Regions from separate parts of the Homo sapiens genome. Here region 2 is linked to region 1. Evidence: chromatin contacts called from ENCODE Hi-C data. All regions are on one chromosome and are shown on one strand. Each heading gives the region's core, a stretch centred on a gene start or an enhancer-like site at or near the end of the contact. The rest is flanking DNA. Distances are from core to core; before and after follow the strand shown. Region 1 holds the start of HAL (histidine ammonia-lyase). Region 2 overlaps SNRPF-DT (SNRPF divergent transcript).

The links. Hi-C counts contacts between places; a loop is a spot of excess contacts on that map. Pooled maps may share reads with other maps.
Region 2: a loop to region 1 is called in a pooled map of right cardiac atrium, with 3 times the contacts of the local background. The contact joins the enhancer-like site here to the promoter of HAL in region 1. A Hi-C loop is called at or near these places in 33 of 168 maps with a recorded cell type or tissue (CD4-positive, alpha-beta memory T cell, CD8-positive, alpha-beta T cell, Caco-2 and 20 more), 10 of 37 single-sample maps with no recorded cell type and 27 of 50 pooled maps.

What each region holds. Positions count from the first base shown.
Region 1 is chr12:95,992,450-95,999,823 of GRCh38, reverse strand. HAL (histidine ammonia-lyase) reads left to right here and starts at 3,480. Exons shown (of 21, transcript NM_002108.4): 1 at 3,480-3,746; 2 at 3,833-4,160; 3 at 4,831-4,891; 4 at 4,999-5,026; 5 at 5,660-5,734; 6 at 5,826-5,898; 7 at 5,986-6,052; 8 at 6,336-6,373; 9 at 7,019-7,144. The coding sequence starts at 3,914. It overlaps LOC102723340 (a long non-coding RNA gene), which reads right to left and starts at 3,342. Exons shown (of 4, transcript XR_945237.4): 1 at 3,194-3,342; 2 at 1,397-1,493. RefSeq lists enhancers at 1,073-1,132, 1,579-1,873, 3,098-3,267.
Region 2 is chr12:95,831,423-95,838,903 of GRCh38, reverse strand. SNRPF-DT (SNRPF divergent transcript) reads left to right here. Exons shown (of 3, transcript NR_135014.1): 2 at 5,820-5,887. Among named protein-coding and RNA genes, the nearest start is that of SNRPF-DT, 24 kb to the left of the region's middle. RefSeq lists a silencer at 386-586. Within about 2 kb of position 2,108, at least 4 of the 41 ENCODE cell types and tissues checked have a DNase peak (open chromatin) inside an H3K27ac peak, as active enhancers do; they include endothelial cell of umbilical vein, where a contact is called at or near this core.

The sequences.
Region 1 (7,374 bases), core at 2,231-4,730:
TCAGAACCTGGGACGGACAGAAGGGGTCTGATGCCCAGGACTGCAGCACCGTCAGTGCTCCTGTCCCTCACCTCTGCCTCTCTAGTCCACGTTGTACAGGCCGGCCACTCTCCAGCTTTACTGTTACAAATAGCTCTGACCACATGGGGAGGCTATCACAATTCCAAATTCCCAGAGGTGAGACTCTAACCCAGGTTGGGTCCACCTCTGGTCAAATAAATTGTGTAAGAGGAATGGTGTCTTAGAGTATAATTGTTGGCATGGGGTGGGGGTGGGGAGCGGTGTCCTGACCAAATAACCCCTCAAAGTGCTAATGCAGTGACTAAAGTTACAATAGGAGTGAACACCCAAGGTGGGACAGGTATGGAAGAGACATATTCCTGCCTATTCCCGGAATCCTGACTTTTCCCTGGCTCTCACTCTCCCTAGCAGTTTTTGTTTTGTTTTGTTTTGAGACAGGGTCTCACTCTGTCGCCCAGGCTGGAGTGCAGTGGCATGACCATAGCTCACTGCAGCATCAGCCTCTGGGTTCAAGCCATCCTCCCACCTCAGCCTCTGGAGTAGCTGAGACTACAGGCATGCACCACCATGTCTGGCTAATTTTTGTTTTGTAGAGAAAGAGTTTGGCCATGTTGCCCAGGCTGGTCTCGAACTCCTGGGCTCAAGCAATCCACCCGCCTCGTTCTGTCCTCTTGGTCACTTATCTATGCTGCAGTGTGATTCTTTCTCCAGGCTCTGCTCTCCCTTGCCTTCCTTGCCAAGAATACAGAGAAGGGAGTTCAGCTCAAATCACTGGCATAAGATCATGTTCTAAGATTAGACTTTAGCAAATCCATTTACCCAAATACTGCTCTTTAAGGCTTCTGCCCTATGAGCTTACAAGACAAGCTGTAAGTTAATGTCGTTTTTAGTTATCACTTAGTGATACTGAAAGTGAATTGTGACAAGGGATGCTTGAAGGGTGGCATGGAAGGGTGCTGTGAAGAAGGTAGAGGGCGCTAAAGACAAACTTAATCCTGCTTGCTGGTTTACCTAGGGGCCAGCTCGGTGCAGTTCACATTTCTTCAGTTCAGCTAGTAAGCATATGCTAAATGTCTTTGTGCCAGATCGGATATATACATAATTATGGATGAACACAGACAAGTAATTTCCTAGATAATACTAAAGAAGAGCTATGCTAAGGCATCCCAGAGAAGGGCCACTTAACCCAACTGAAGAATTTAGGGAATGCTTCCTGGAGAAGAAAAGGCCTAAACAGGCTTAAGGAGTAAGAAAGATCTAGACAGGCAAAGGAAGTTGGAAAGTGCGTTTCTGGAGAAAGAATAACAAGGAAGACTCTGCTCCACAATGCGTAGGGCCTGAGTTTAGAATCCTCAAACTGCTGGGGGTGACTTACATGGCTGGGAGGTGGTATCACCTGGAAGCTCCTTCCCTCACTAGTCTGATGCCTGGGCTGAAATTACTCAGAAGCTGGTCTCGGCAGTGACAGTCAACTGGAGCATGCAGTAGTTTGGGTTGTTTTGCAGCATGAAGATAGTTAGACCTCTTATTAGTCATCTTTATACAGCTTTATCCATCACCAGACAGTAAGCCTCATGAATGTAGAGCGTGTTTGTTATTTATTTCATCCCCAGCACCTCGCATAGAGCTTGTTACATAACAGGTGTTGAAAAAATATTTGTTAAATGAGTCAAGGAATGAATGGGGGGGGGTGGGGCAGAAGGTTAAGGTGGTTCACATGTGCAGTCCTCAGTTTTCTCACAGATGTAGGAAGTAAGGTCTCCTTCTGAGAATTAGAGGTGGATGTCGAGAAGGTCCTGGCAGAGGGGTCAAAGTTTTGGAAAGTCACTGTGGGCTGGATGGAATAAAAGGGCAATACCATCAAACTATGTGATCACAGGACTTTCTCTATCAGTGTCTTCTGCCTGGGTGAACAGATATGACAGTTTCTTTTAATTTTAAACAGGGTCTTGCTCTCACCCAGGCTGGAGTACAGTGGTATAATCATAACTCATTGCAGCATTGACTGCCTAGGCTTAAGCAATCCTTCCAAGAGATGGCTGTTTTTTGTGATGACTAAGGGGATGGGTGTTATTCCAAGTGTAGACATAAGTTTAGGGATGCAAAGGAATCTCAGAGTGCTTAAGAAAGAGTGGTCCAGTGAGCGACTAGGGACCAGCTTCCTAGGATAGTAAGTGAGGATGCTGGTGGGAAGTGGAGGGATGAAGAGACTGACTGGAGGTCAGGTCCAAGGCTGGCAGTGACTAGAGTAAAAGGGCAGCTGGAAGGTTGTGGTCAGAAGGTGGAATATTGGAATTTCAGATTTCTTAAGTGTGTCAAATTCAGGTCGTGACAGATTCCAGGGTGATTTCTTAAGTGTGTCAAATTCAGGTCATGACAAATTCCAGGGTGCAGTCATGGTGTGGGTATCTGAAGAGCAAGTTTCAATAAGGCTCAAGGAAGGGTAGCTATTTGTACGCTTCCTGGGAAGCTGTCAGCAGATGAGAGGGACTCTGGGTATGAGTATAGGTGTTTTTCTTGAGCAACCATGTCTCTCTTCCCAACAGAAGTCTGATTTAGTGGAAACAGACTTTTCAGGATTTTTCTAGTGCAATAATCAAATCTCTAAAAATTGGCTTACGATGAAAGTGCTGCTTAGTCAAAATAGCATCTGCATATCTTTGATGCCGTAATCATGCTATCCAGAGTTCCTTAATACCAATGGTAATAAGGCGGGTGCAGGGAGCAGTTATCTGTGGTGAAGAAGCTTAATTGGGTGAGGGATATCCATGTGCCAAGATGAAAGAGCATTTATGGAACTTTATAGCTTTATGATTCATACAGAACATTTATAAAGCATTATAGTTACATGGAGTATTGGTGTCCAGATACTAGTAATCACAGACACTTCTATAATATTTCCACTATGCCAGGTGTTGTGTTGAGGGCTTTACATATATGAACTGACTTCATCCTCCCAATAGCCCTTTGACATATATACTATCATCATTACCATTATCTTCATTTTACAGATGAGGCAACTGAGGCCCAGAGAAGTCAAATCACTTGCCCACAAGTCATACACTTAGCAAATGGCAGAGCCAGGATTTGATCACAGGTAAATCCTGCACATACTGGAAGGAGGCAGTTAGCCCCTAGGCCTTCTGATAAGGAAATACAGGGTAATACTCACCTAATCAAGGCTAATAAGTAGTAGAGCTGGACTCTCATCCACGGCTGTCTGAGCCCCTAATCTCCAAGTCAGAGTGGTTCATTTGCCCAGATGACGACCTTTAGTTGTGAAAATGATCTCTGGCCTTTGCAGTCTTCCCTGGTGGAAAGAAAGCTTCAGAAAACCTTACTGGTGACAGGAAGTAGTTGCTCAATACATGTTTGTGGAATAAACAAATGAGTGACGATTGCCACACTCCCAGTGTCACAGTTGGCCCACAGAACACGTTTTACAGTTGAGTAATCTCAGATAAAGACAGGAACATGGTGTTTATAAGCTGCCCTTAATGGCAGAGAACACAGACAGAAACGAGGGAAGAGAGAGAAATTGGGGACCCTGAAGAAAGGGGGCCAGCAGCAGGTAGGTGCCATCAGGGACAAGAACAGCACCTCCCAGGGTGGGAGACCCCAGGCCTTTCTGGCAGCAGGTCTGGATGGAAAGTGGACAGGAGGCTCACCCGTCTGCATCCCCTGCTCCTGCCCCTGCTCGGCTACAAAAACCAAAGGGACAGCAGGTACCTCAATAAATATTTGTCCAATGCATGAATGAGTAAAGGTGAAGGAGGGGGAGTGGTTTGAAAGTCTATTCTCATCCTTCCAGCTGACCACACCCCGGTAGCCACTCCTGCATAAAGCTCTCCCCTCCTGTGACCAGCTGAGGACCTCAGGCTGCAGCGGAGCCATGCCCAGATACACGGTGCACGTACGTGGGGAATGGCTGGCAGTGCCCTGCCAGGACGCGCAGCTCACTGTGGGCTGGCTGGGCCGGGAGGCCGTGAGGCGCTATATCAAGAATAAGCCCGACAATGGTGGCTTCACCTCCGTGGATGACGCGCACTTCCTTGTGCGCCGGTGCAAGGGCCTGGGCCTGCTGGACAACGAGGACCGGCTCGAGGTGGCCCTAGAGAACAACGAGTTCGTGGAAGTGGGTGAGTGGCTGCAGGAGAGGGCCGCGAACGGGTGCGGTTTGGCCTGGCTTAGTCTTTGCAGCATTGAACCCCCACCTCAGGGAAAATGATGAGCAGAGGTCAGGCTTGCCGAGGCTGGCCCTGTGCAGGCACATGCCACGCCTCTGGGGATCTTAAGTCCTCACACAACCCTGTGAGATGGGTAGGATTCTCCTCCACCTCTGATGGAGGAGAAATCAGAGAGGAGGTAACTTACCCAGACTCCAGCAGCTAGTAAGTAACAAAGACTAGACTGGTACTCAAGGCTGCAGGTCTGAATCCCTTTGCAGTGACTGAATCATTTTGAGGTTATTTTGCCTTTCGAAAGAATCCACCCCCACCCCCAGACTGGAGGCCGGCAGCATAGCATCAGTTCAGATTTTGAAGAAAATAAAGCTGGGAATGGGGATGGAAGTGGAATTCTGTCTTGAACTTTCATCTAAACCCCTGGTCTCTGCCCTGACACCTACCTTTCTGCTTTTTGCTCTCCTCCTACATAAAGATGCTAAGACCACATGAAACCATCTGAAGCAGTTTTAAAGCAGCCATTTCTATAGAATTCATGGGCCAATGATGGGCCGTTCCTTGGTTTAACAGGGGGAACATGGCTGTACAATGTGATCTGTAACGAGTCTCCCGTGCATTGTTTTAGTTATAGAGGGTGATGCCATGTCTCCTGACTTCATTCCATCTCAACCAGAAGGAGTTTATCTGTATCCTTTCCCACAGGCTCTTTGGTCTGCTCTGGGGGTGGCTCCTGCAGATGGTGGGGCTGGGGGTTTTTCCACACCACCCTATATGTTCCTTTACCTGGATACAGATACAGCAAGTACCGGGAGCCTGAAAAGGTAAGCTTCAAACCACTTTCTTTTTCTTCAGAAAATTAAGGCCCCTTATTTAAGAGGGAGGAAAGCCAGGAAAACTTCTGAGAAAACACTGTCAATTAGAACAGGGCTGGCCGGGAGCAGTGACTCATGTCTGTAGTCCCAGCACTTTGGGTGGCCGAGGTGGGCAGTTCACTTGAGGTCATCAGTTTGAAACCAGCCTGGCCAACATGGTGAAACCCCATCTCTACTAAAAGTACAAAAATTAGCCAGGTATGGTGGCGTGCACCTGTAATACCAGCTACTCAGGAGCCTGAGGCACGAGAATTGCTTGAACCCAGGAGGCAGAGGTTGCAGTGAGCCATGTTTGTACCACTGCACTCCAGCCTGGGCTGGAGACTCTGCCTCAAAACAAACAAACCAACCAACCACAGGGCTTTATCCAGCTCTGTAGTGGGGAAAGGGGGCTTGGAAAGGCATTATGCTTTTGCACCAATAAGCCTCCTCTTATGCAAGATGCATTTTTATTTAGCATATTCATGTTTCACGCAATGATCAGATCTCTGAAATGTCAGTTTGGTTCTGTTGGAGGTGTCCCTACTCTGGTTAGAATAATCAAGCTGTTCAGACTCACTGAGATCCCCTTCTTTTGTGTAGTACATCGAGTTAGATGGAGACCGTCTGACCACGGAGGATCTGGTCAACTTGGGAAAGGGACGCTACAAAATAAAGGTATGGGGAGGGAGGGGAAAGATGTCCTCTGGCCATTTTTGTTGCCCGTGGAAGTCTTTAACGTGCTCAGTTCTGATCAACATTTTCCTAGCTCACCCCAACAGCTGAGAAGAGGGTGCAGAAATCCAGGGAGGTCATAGATAGCATCATAAAAGAGAAAACAGGTATCTTTTTATCTTTATGTTATAAATATTTTTATAAACAAACAAAAATCCCTGCATTTAATTGCATAATGTCTCTTTTTATTCTAGTTGTTTACGGTATTACTACAGGTTTTGGGAAATTTGCCAGAACTGTAATTCCTATCAATAAGCTACAGTAAGTTTAAAACACACATATGTTCACGTTCCACCTACCCTCATCTTTTAAATATTTTTCAACAAGGGAAATAATTCACATTTGCCCCAATTTACAGATCAGAGGATGAGGCTTGGGTTACCTTGCATGTGAGTTGGTATTGAAAACCCAGGCTGGCTGGTTTCTCCCATTGCCTTCCTTCTGTCCCTCCAAGGATTTGACCATGATTCCCTTCATTTTCCCAGCTGAGGGAACATTTTCTCACTGCAATGTATCTAAGAGGGTTTTTACCTTTCTGTTGCAGGGAGCTTCAGGTCAACTTAGTACGCTCACATTCTTCAGGTAAGTCAAAACGTTGGGTGCCTCCTGGATCTTGTGTGATTAGATGAATAAAGCACAGCACAGTGTGAGTTATCCAGTTATAGTCACAAAAAGCTAGTTTCTCAAAACAGCATTTCAAGAACTAGGTGCCGAGGTGAGAAGGGATGCAGAAAGAATCAGCTGAGCCTCAGAAAAAGAAATGGGCCAGGTGGAGGGATGGGGTTGGTATGAGAACACATGTCCCATGCCATGGAGACACTGTTGCATTCAGGGAAGGAAATAAAGCCTGGAACTCAAAGAATGAGTTAGGATGGGCATAGTGAGATGGGAAAGACTGTCACCAATCAGCACCCATCAGATGGTAAAGAAGTTGTGCTAAGGACTCTGGATGCTATTCTAAAGGTGAGTGGGAGGTCAGGGGTTCACTGAAGCTTCCCAAAAAGGGGAATTGAGAAGGCAAAACTGGGGTCTTAACCTTTGTCAGGAAGATGGGGCTCAGACAAGTCAGACAGGCAGGAGGGAGAGTAGTCCAACTACCTGAGCCGAGAGGAGAAGGTAATAGCAGGCTGGGCTACATATGGGAAAGATTGGAGGGAGGGAGGGCAATTGTCAGGAGACAAAAAGGAGTTTGCTTTTCTTGGAGAAAACATCAATTCTGTTTTGCAGGTGTTGGGAAACCACTAAGTCCTGAGAGGTGTCGGATGCTCTTGGCTTTAAGGATCAATGTCTTAGCCAAAGGATACAGTGGCATTTCCCTGGAGACCCTCAAACAAGTCATAGAAATGTTTAATGGTAATGCAATGGCTCCCTAGACGGAACCTCTGTGGAGGCTGGACATGTACCACAGGGTAGAATTGATTGGCCAGATGCTGAGGAATCACCTGAGAAGACATGAAATAATTGAAATGAGTGGGAAATGCCGTTGGCAAAAAGTAGGATAGTTAGATGGGGGAAGAGGAGAAAGTCGATCAGAGATGCTTACTCCTATGAACTTTAACTTATTCTGCAAGACCCTTTCCCTA
Region 2 (7,481 bases), core at 859-3,358, 160 kb after region 1:
GCAGGCGGATAACGAGGTCAGGAGTTTGAGACCAGCCTGGCCAACATGGTGAAACCCCATCTCTACTAAAAATACAAAAATTAGCTGGGCATGGTGATGCATGCCTATAATCCCAGCTACTGGGGAGGCTGAGGCAGGAGAATGGCTTGAACCCAGGAGGCAGAGTTTGCAGTGAGCCATGATCGTGCCACTGCACTCCAGCCTGGGTGATAGAGCAAGACTCCATCTCAAAAAAAAAAAAAAAAAAAAAAAAAGAATATATTTATCTGAGGAGATTAGCCAGTGAATCTTTCCTTTAAGAGGTGGTGGAAATGTATTCATTTTTAAAGTTAGCATTGGTAATATTAGAATAATAATAATCTAAACAATATCTTGTGCTATAGTCAGGTGTGAGCAGGGAAGGAGAGGGCTCCCCCACTACTCACACACCAGGTGTGTCGGGAGGCCATCCTGTGAGGTCAGGCGGTTGTTAACTGTTTCTCTACAGTAATAATTGGTCACAGCTGGCACTAGGGAAAGACAGTCTCGTACCAGATAGAAAACAGCTGAAACTGGTGATCAGCAGCTTCCGGATCAGATCTCAGCGTTGGATGAGCAGGAGAAGCAACGCAAGACCTCGGAAGCCTGCCAAGGTATAAAACCCCAAGTCAAAAGTTCAAACCGTGCTGGTCTTTCAAATCGCCCGCTTGGCCCTCTTTCAAGTGTACTTTCCTTCCTTTCCTTCCTGCTCTAAAGCTTTTGAATAAACTTTCACGCCTGCTCTAAAACTTGTCTTGGTCTCTCCTTCTGCCCCTCAGTCAAATTGTTTCTTCTGAGGAGGCAAGAATTGAGGTTGCTGCAGACCCAGATGGATATGGATTCTCCACCGCTAACAGGGCTATATACACAATTAATATTAATCATTCTGTTATAATCAAAATCATCCAGCAGAATTTCAGAATCTTGCAAAAGTTGACCATAATGTATCATATGGTCTTTTCCTCAAACCTCCTCCCCCCTCACCGCCGCCCTTTGTTTTAAGACAGTGTCCCACTCTGTCGCACAGGCTAGAGAGCAGGGGTGTGATCACAGCTTACTGCAGCCTCAAGCTCCCGGGCGCAAGTGATCCTCCCATCTCAGTCTCCCAAGTAGCTGGAACTACACCCATCACACACATTTTAAAATGTTTTATTAAGACAGGGTCTCATTACATTGCCTAGGCTGGTCTTGAACTCCTTGGCTTAAGGAATCCTCTTGCCTCAACCTCCCAAAGTGCTGGGATTACAAGCCTGAGCCACTGAACCTCTCCCTCTCTCCCTCTCTCCTCCCTCATCTCTCTCTCCCTCTCTCCCTCTCTCCTCCCTCTCACATCTCTCCCTTTCTCCTCCCTCCCTCTCTCCTCCCTCCCTCTCTCCATCTCTCTTCCCTCCCTCTCTCATCCCTCTCTCTCTCCTCCCTCTCTCCACCTTCTCTCCTCCCTCTCCGCCCTCTCTCCCTCTCCGCCCTCTCTCCCTCTCCTCCCTCTCTCCATCTTTCCCTCTCTCGTTTCTCTCTCCTGCTCTCATCCCTCTCTCCCTCTTTCTCTCTCTCCTCCCTCTCTCCACCCTCTCTCCTCCCTCTCTCCTCCCTCTCTCCCTCTCTCCCTCCTCCCTCTCTCCCTCTCCGTTTCTTCCTCTTTCCCTCTCTCCTTGTCTCTCTCCTCCCTCTCTCCCTCTCTCTCTCCTGCATCTATCCCTCTTTCCCTCTCTCCTCCCTCTCTCCCTCCCTCATCCCTCTCTCCCTCCCTCACCCTTCTCTCCCTCTTTCTCTCTCTCCTCCCTCTCTCCACCCTCCCCCTCTCTCTCCTCCCTCTCTCCCCGTCTCCTCCCTCTCTCCCTCTTTCCCTCTCTCCTCCCTCTCTCCCTCTTTCCCTCTCTCCTCCCTCTCTCCCTCTTTCCCTCTCTCCTCCCTCTCCTCTCCATCTCCTCCCTCTCTGCTCTCTCTCTTTCATTCTCAGGTTGCACACACTTACACTCCAAAGACTTATCTTTTAAGCACACTTCACCAGTAAACAAGGAAGCTGGCATTAACTCAAGCCAACACATTCCCTGCTTTCTGGACATTATAACATCTTGAGCCACAGTCCCTTCTGCATCTGAGTAAGTTTCCAGTATTTACCCACATTTCTGGCTGAGTTAACTCTCTCCTGCTGGGCAAGAAGATGAAAGTGAGATGAGATGGGGAGAGGAAATGTATAGAATGTGGATTTTAAACCAAGTATCTTCACCTATCCAAATAGGAACAGGACAGATATTTAGCCTTCCCTGAGCAGACGGGATGAAATAGGTAGTGAAGATCCTCTTTTTATTTGGACATAACGTTTGAAGTAGTTTCAGAGTGAAGAATTCAAGATTGTTTCCCTACTGCTGTTCAAAGTCTGTTTGCTACTTAATTACATTCACGAATGCTCATTCATAAATCGTTTGAAGAGATTAACTGGAATGATGCCCAAGGCAGCATATGCCTTTTCCAGGCAAGAATAAGGATACACTCAAGTATGTGAATATGGACAATAGGCAAGCCAGCATAATGACACACTTGTTTCATGAGTCATTTTAATTAAATAATACATGAGCAAATACTGAGTAAGGCCTTACTCCATGACAAATAATAGGAATTTGTATGAGATCAAAGAAGATCATGTTTTCATAGATAATTTGATATATTTGTGGTCCATTTGTGGGGAAAAGAGGATATTCTGTTCTTAATCATTTCATTCTGGATTATAATAAATCTGCATTCATATAAACTTGACTAATTTGGACTTTATGGGAATTCCATTAGAGCTGAATTTATCATTGTTCTCTGAAAAGAAAATCTTGCTAAGAAAGTTACTTGTGTAAACAAGAATGCACTGCACATGTATCCCAGAACTTAAAGTAAAAAATTTAAAAATCCCAGAAAAATAGAATGCAGAAGAAATCATTAGGAATTTGCAAAGAATATTTTCTGACTTTTAAAAGGCATCCTTGATATCATCAAAATGTATAGTTGCAATAGAAACAAAAGCCTGCGAGTTCTAGTTATATCACCTGATACTCATCATTGCCACTCTTTACTCTTCTTCTCACTTAGCAATATATCATGAACATTTTCACATGTCAATATATATTATTTTACAACAAGATTTTTAATAGCTGCATGATATTGCATCTCATGTTCTACCATCATTTATTTAACCCATTGTTGGACGCTCAACCTGGTTATGACTTTTTTGTAATTGTAATGGCGCCGTGAACATCCTTATCAGTATTTATTTGTGTGTACCTCTTTGATTGTGTTCTTAGGGTAAAGTCTTAAAAATAAGATTGTTTGATCATAGGATATGTTTAATTAAGGCTTTTAAGGTATTCCCAAATTAAAGGGCTGGAAGTCAGAGGGCAAGGGATTCCACTGATAGAGTCCATAGATTAACCTCCTGTGACAGAGCAAGGCAGAGAAGGACAAAGAATGCATCTCGAGAGGCTATCACAAGTCATTCAGCATCCTCCTTCCCCAAACTAGAGCCTCCTTGCTGCATTTTTTCTGTAAAGCTTATTTCCTATTCATGTATCCTATAATATATTTATTTATTATAATAATTATTATTTTTTGAGACGGAGTCTCTCTGTCACCCAGGCTGGAGTGCAGTGGCACCATCTCGCCTCACTGCAACCTCCACCTCCAGGGTTCAAGCAATTCTCCTGCCTCAGCCTCTGGAGTAGCTGGGATTACAGGTGTGCACCACCACACCTGGCTAATATTTTTTGTATTTTTAGTACAGATGGGGTTTCACCATGTTGACCAGGCCATTCTCAAATTCCTGACCTCAGGTGATCCACCCACCTTGGACTTCCAAAGTGCTGGGATTACAGGCATGAGCCACAGCACCTGGCCAATTTATTATTTATTTTAATTATTATCTGTTTGCCTTCACTAAACTGTTAGGTCTACCAGGTCAGGAATTGGCTTTTTAATTCATTGCTGAATATCCAGTGCCTAAGCAAATGCCATGTACATCATAAACAATAATTCTGTTTTTAATGAATAAGTAAAACAAAGGGATTGGTAGTCCTGCTAGATTATGTACCAGTCAGATCACCTTTGAAGTATTCCGGTCAGGCCAGGCCCTACCTGGAGAGGAATATTGACACACTGACAAGTGGTCTTTAAGTGTGTCCTGGGCAGAATGATTGAAGAAACTCTAATTGTTTGGTTTGGAAAAGAGAAGGGAGTTAGGGATAGGAAAGCTTGTCTATCTTAAAATATTCAACTCTCTTAAAACATTAAAAAGCCTTTCATATGAAAAATATTTGGGCTTATAACCTGTGCCAAAGGATGGAAATTGTTGACTTTTGCTCAGCCTAAGAAAGAGCTTGTTCGCATTTAGAGGTGCATAAGAATTGAATAGGCTTCCTCTCTCTCTCTCTATATATATATACACACACATACATATGTATGTATATATGTATATGTGTGTGTGTGTGTGTGTGTGTGTGTGTGTGTGTGTATATATATATATATATATATATATATATTCCTCCATTTCTCTTCCTTGATATGTATGAAAGAATTGGCTTTTTAATTCACTGCTGGATATCCAGTGCCTAAACAAATGCCATGTACATCATATGCAATAATTCTATTTTTAATGAATAAGTAAAAAAAGGGATTGGTAATCCTACTAGATTGTGTACCAGTCAGATTACCTTTGAAGTATTTTGGTCAGGCCAGGTCCTACTTAGAGAGGAATATATCCTTGATAAATATGAACAGTATATATATAGAGGAATATATATATATATTCCCTTGACCATTTTAAGGAGAAAACACTTATTGGGATGTAGAGGTGATGCAAGTGTCTGATGGGTAAAAAGATTCTGAAGGTTTCTTTCAATCTGGAGGTCTTATGATTCAGTAAATATATTAACATGGTTTTTATGGTTTTTATTTTGATAATTTTCCTACTGGTTCATCACCAGAGAAGGGGCCAACATAGGGACAAAGAAGAATATCGTGATCTAATATAAAATAATACACATTTTGAGGGTAGCCAAAAGTTTTGCTTACCAGAAATGGTATCTTCCATTCATTTCCTAGAAAGCTAGAAAATTTACCATTCAAAATTAATTGCTTTAGGTTGAAATTGACAGTAAACCTTCTATTTATTCAGGGCAATGCTCAATAGAAAAAAATATAAATATAGGGTAACATCAAGTAAGAAAACAATCTAATTTTAGAAAAAAAAACTTAGAGAAACTATCCTAAATCAATATAGCTTAATATTATTGAGTTCATGGAACATAAATAAAATAAATGTTAAGGAATATATTAATAACCTGGTATGATCAGTAAGCTCCTTCCTTTCTCCCATCTTTTATCTTACTGTTTCTTCTTTCTATTTCTATCGCTTCTCTCCTCTTTCTTTTCCATTCTTCAGTAAGTACCCATTTATCACTGGCTACTATAAGCTCTGGGAATACAATGATTAACAAATAGAGACATGGTTCCTTTATACTTGGACCTAGCAGGAGCCAGTTAACAAAAGGAAGAAAAAAAGACTTTCAAGACCAAGAAAGGAAGGGGGAGTAGAAAAGCAATGAACAGAAGGAAAATGGGCAACATCGTTTGCTTATTTTTTTTCTACCTTCATCCCACTCCATTCCTTGTATAGTTTTTCTTGCTGGGTGCCATCTTCTTTCAACTTCTGATAAAACCCACTGTAAGGCAATACTCATCCAAGTGTTCTTCTGATTGGATAGCAAGTTCATTTATTTAATTATTTTCAATAAATTATTTTTAAATATGATCTTTTTCCCCAGGAAAAGAGGAAGACAGTAACTTGACAGTGGAGAAACCTGGAAGCCATTGCCTTAACCGAGTCATGAAGGTTAGTGTTATCGGTGATGTCCTCAGGGTATCATGTCATCTGCCAGATTTCTATTCTTTCCCTGGGCAGTTAATGATGAGCTAACTATCTTAGAAGTCAAAGGAAATTTTTGTTTATGAAGAGACTTTGAGAAGTCTTGGGGCTCTCTTGAGTGCTACTCGCTTTCCCCTGAAATCCATTCCTATCCCATCCCTGCCCTCTGCTGGGTCTGCTCTCCGTCACTTCGACCTTATTTAGGGTTTGGCTTACTGGTTGGGGCCACTTCCATCACCACCATGTTTAACACAAGTTGCTTGATTGCTTTCATTTAAATTATGGAGTATTTCAAACTGCACAAAAATGCCAAAAATAGTATGACAATGTAAAACATACTCCATCCCTGATTTAAAACGCTGTAACATTTTGCCGTATTTGCTTTGCCCCCTTACCCTCAACTTTTAAAAAAGATATAGAAGTCCCACATCTACATCCCATTTCTCACCTGTCTCTTTGAGGACTACAGGCTATATACCTGGAGTTGAAATTGACTATACCCATCTTCAACTTTTCTAGATATTGCTGAATTGTTCTTTAAAGTTAGTTTATATTAATTGGGGTTCTCCAGAGAAACAGAATCAAGAGGATAGAGATATAGAGATATGGGTATGGATATGTATATAGATGTAAATCAGATATAGATTTATTTTATAGAATTGGCTAACATGATTGTGGGCATGGTGGGGTGGGCCAGCAGGCTGGAGATTCAGGTAAGAGTTGTTGTTGTAGTCTTGAGTTTGAAACCTGCAGGGCGGTCCAGCAAATGGGAAACTCAGGCAGAGCTTTGATGTTGGAGTCTTGAGGCAAAATTATTCTTTATTGAGTCTTTTCTCCTAAGCCCTTCAACTGATTGGAAGAGGCCCACCCACATTATGGAGGGTAATTGACTTTACTCAATATCTATTGATTTAAATGTTAATCACATCTAAAAAAATACATTTGCAATAACATTTAGACTCATATTTGACCAAACAACTGGGCACCTCAGCCTAACGAAGCCGACACATAAAATTACCTATAATGGCTGGCACAATGGCTCATGCCTGTAATCCCAGCATTTTGGGAGGCTGAGGCGAGTGGATCTCTTGAGGTCAGGAGTTTGAGACCAGCCTTGCTGACATGGCAAAAACTCATCTCTACCAAAATTCCAAAAATTAGCCAGGTGTAGTGGTGGGCACCTATAATCCCAGCTTCTCGGGAGGTTGAGGCAGGAGAATCACTTGAACCTGGGAGGCGGGGGTTGCAGTGAACCGATATCATGCCACTGCACTCCAGCCTGGGTGACAGAGCGAGACTCCATCTCAAAAAAAAAATTAACTGTCATAGGGTTGTACCAGTTTATACTCCCACCAGCACCTTTGAGAGTTCTTGTTGTTTGATACCCTTACCAGTCCTTGGTACTTACAAATGTTTTAATTTTGCCAATCTGCTTAGTGTGAATTGGTATCTTGTTGTAATTTGGATTTTTTTATTTTCCTGACTACTAGAAAATTGAGTATTGTTGTGTTTGTTTATCGGTCTGAGTTTTCTCTTCAGTTGATTGCCTATTCAAATATTG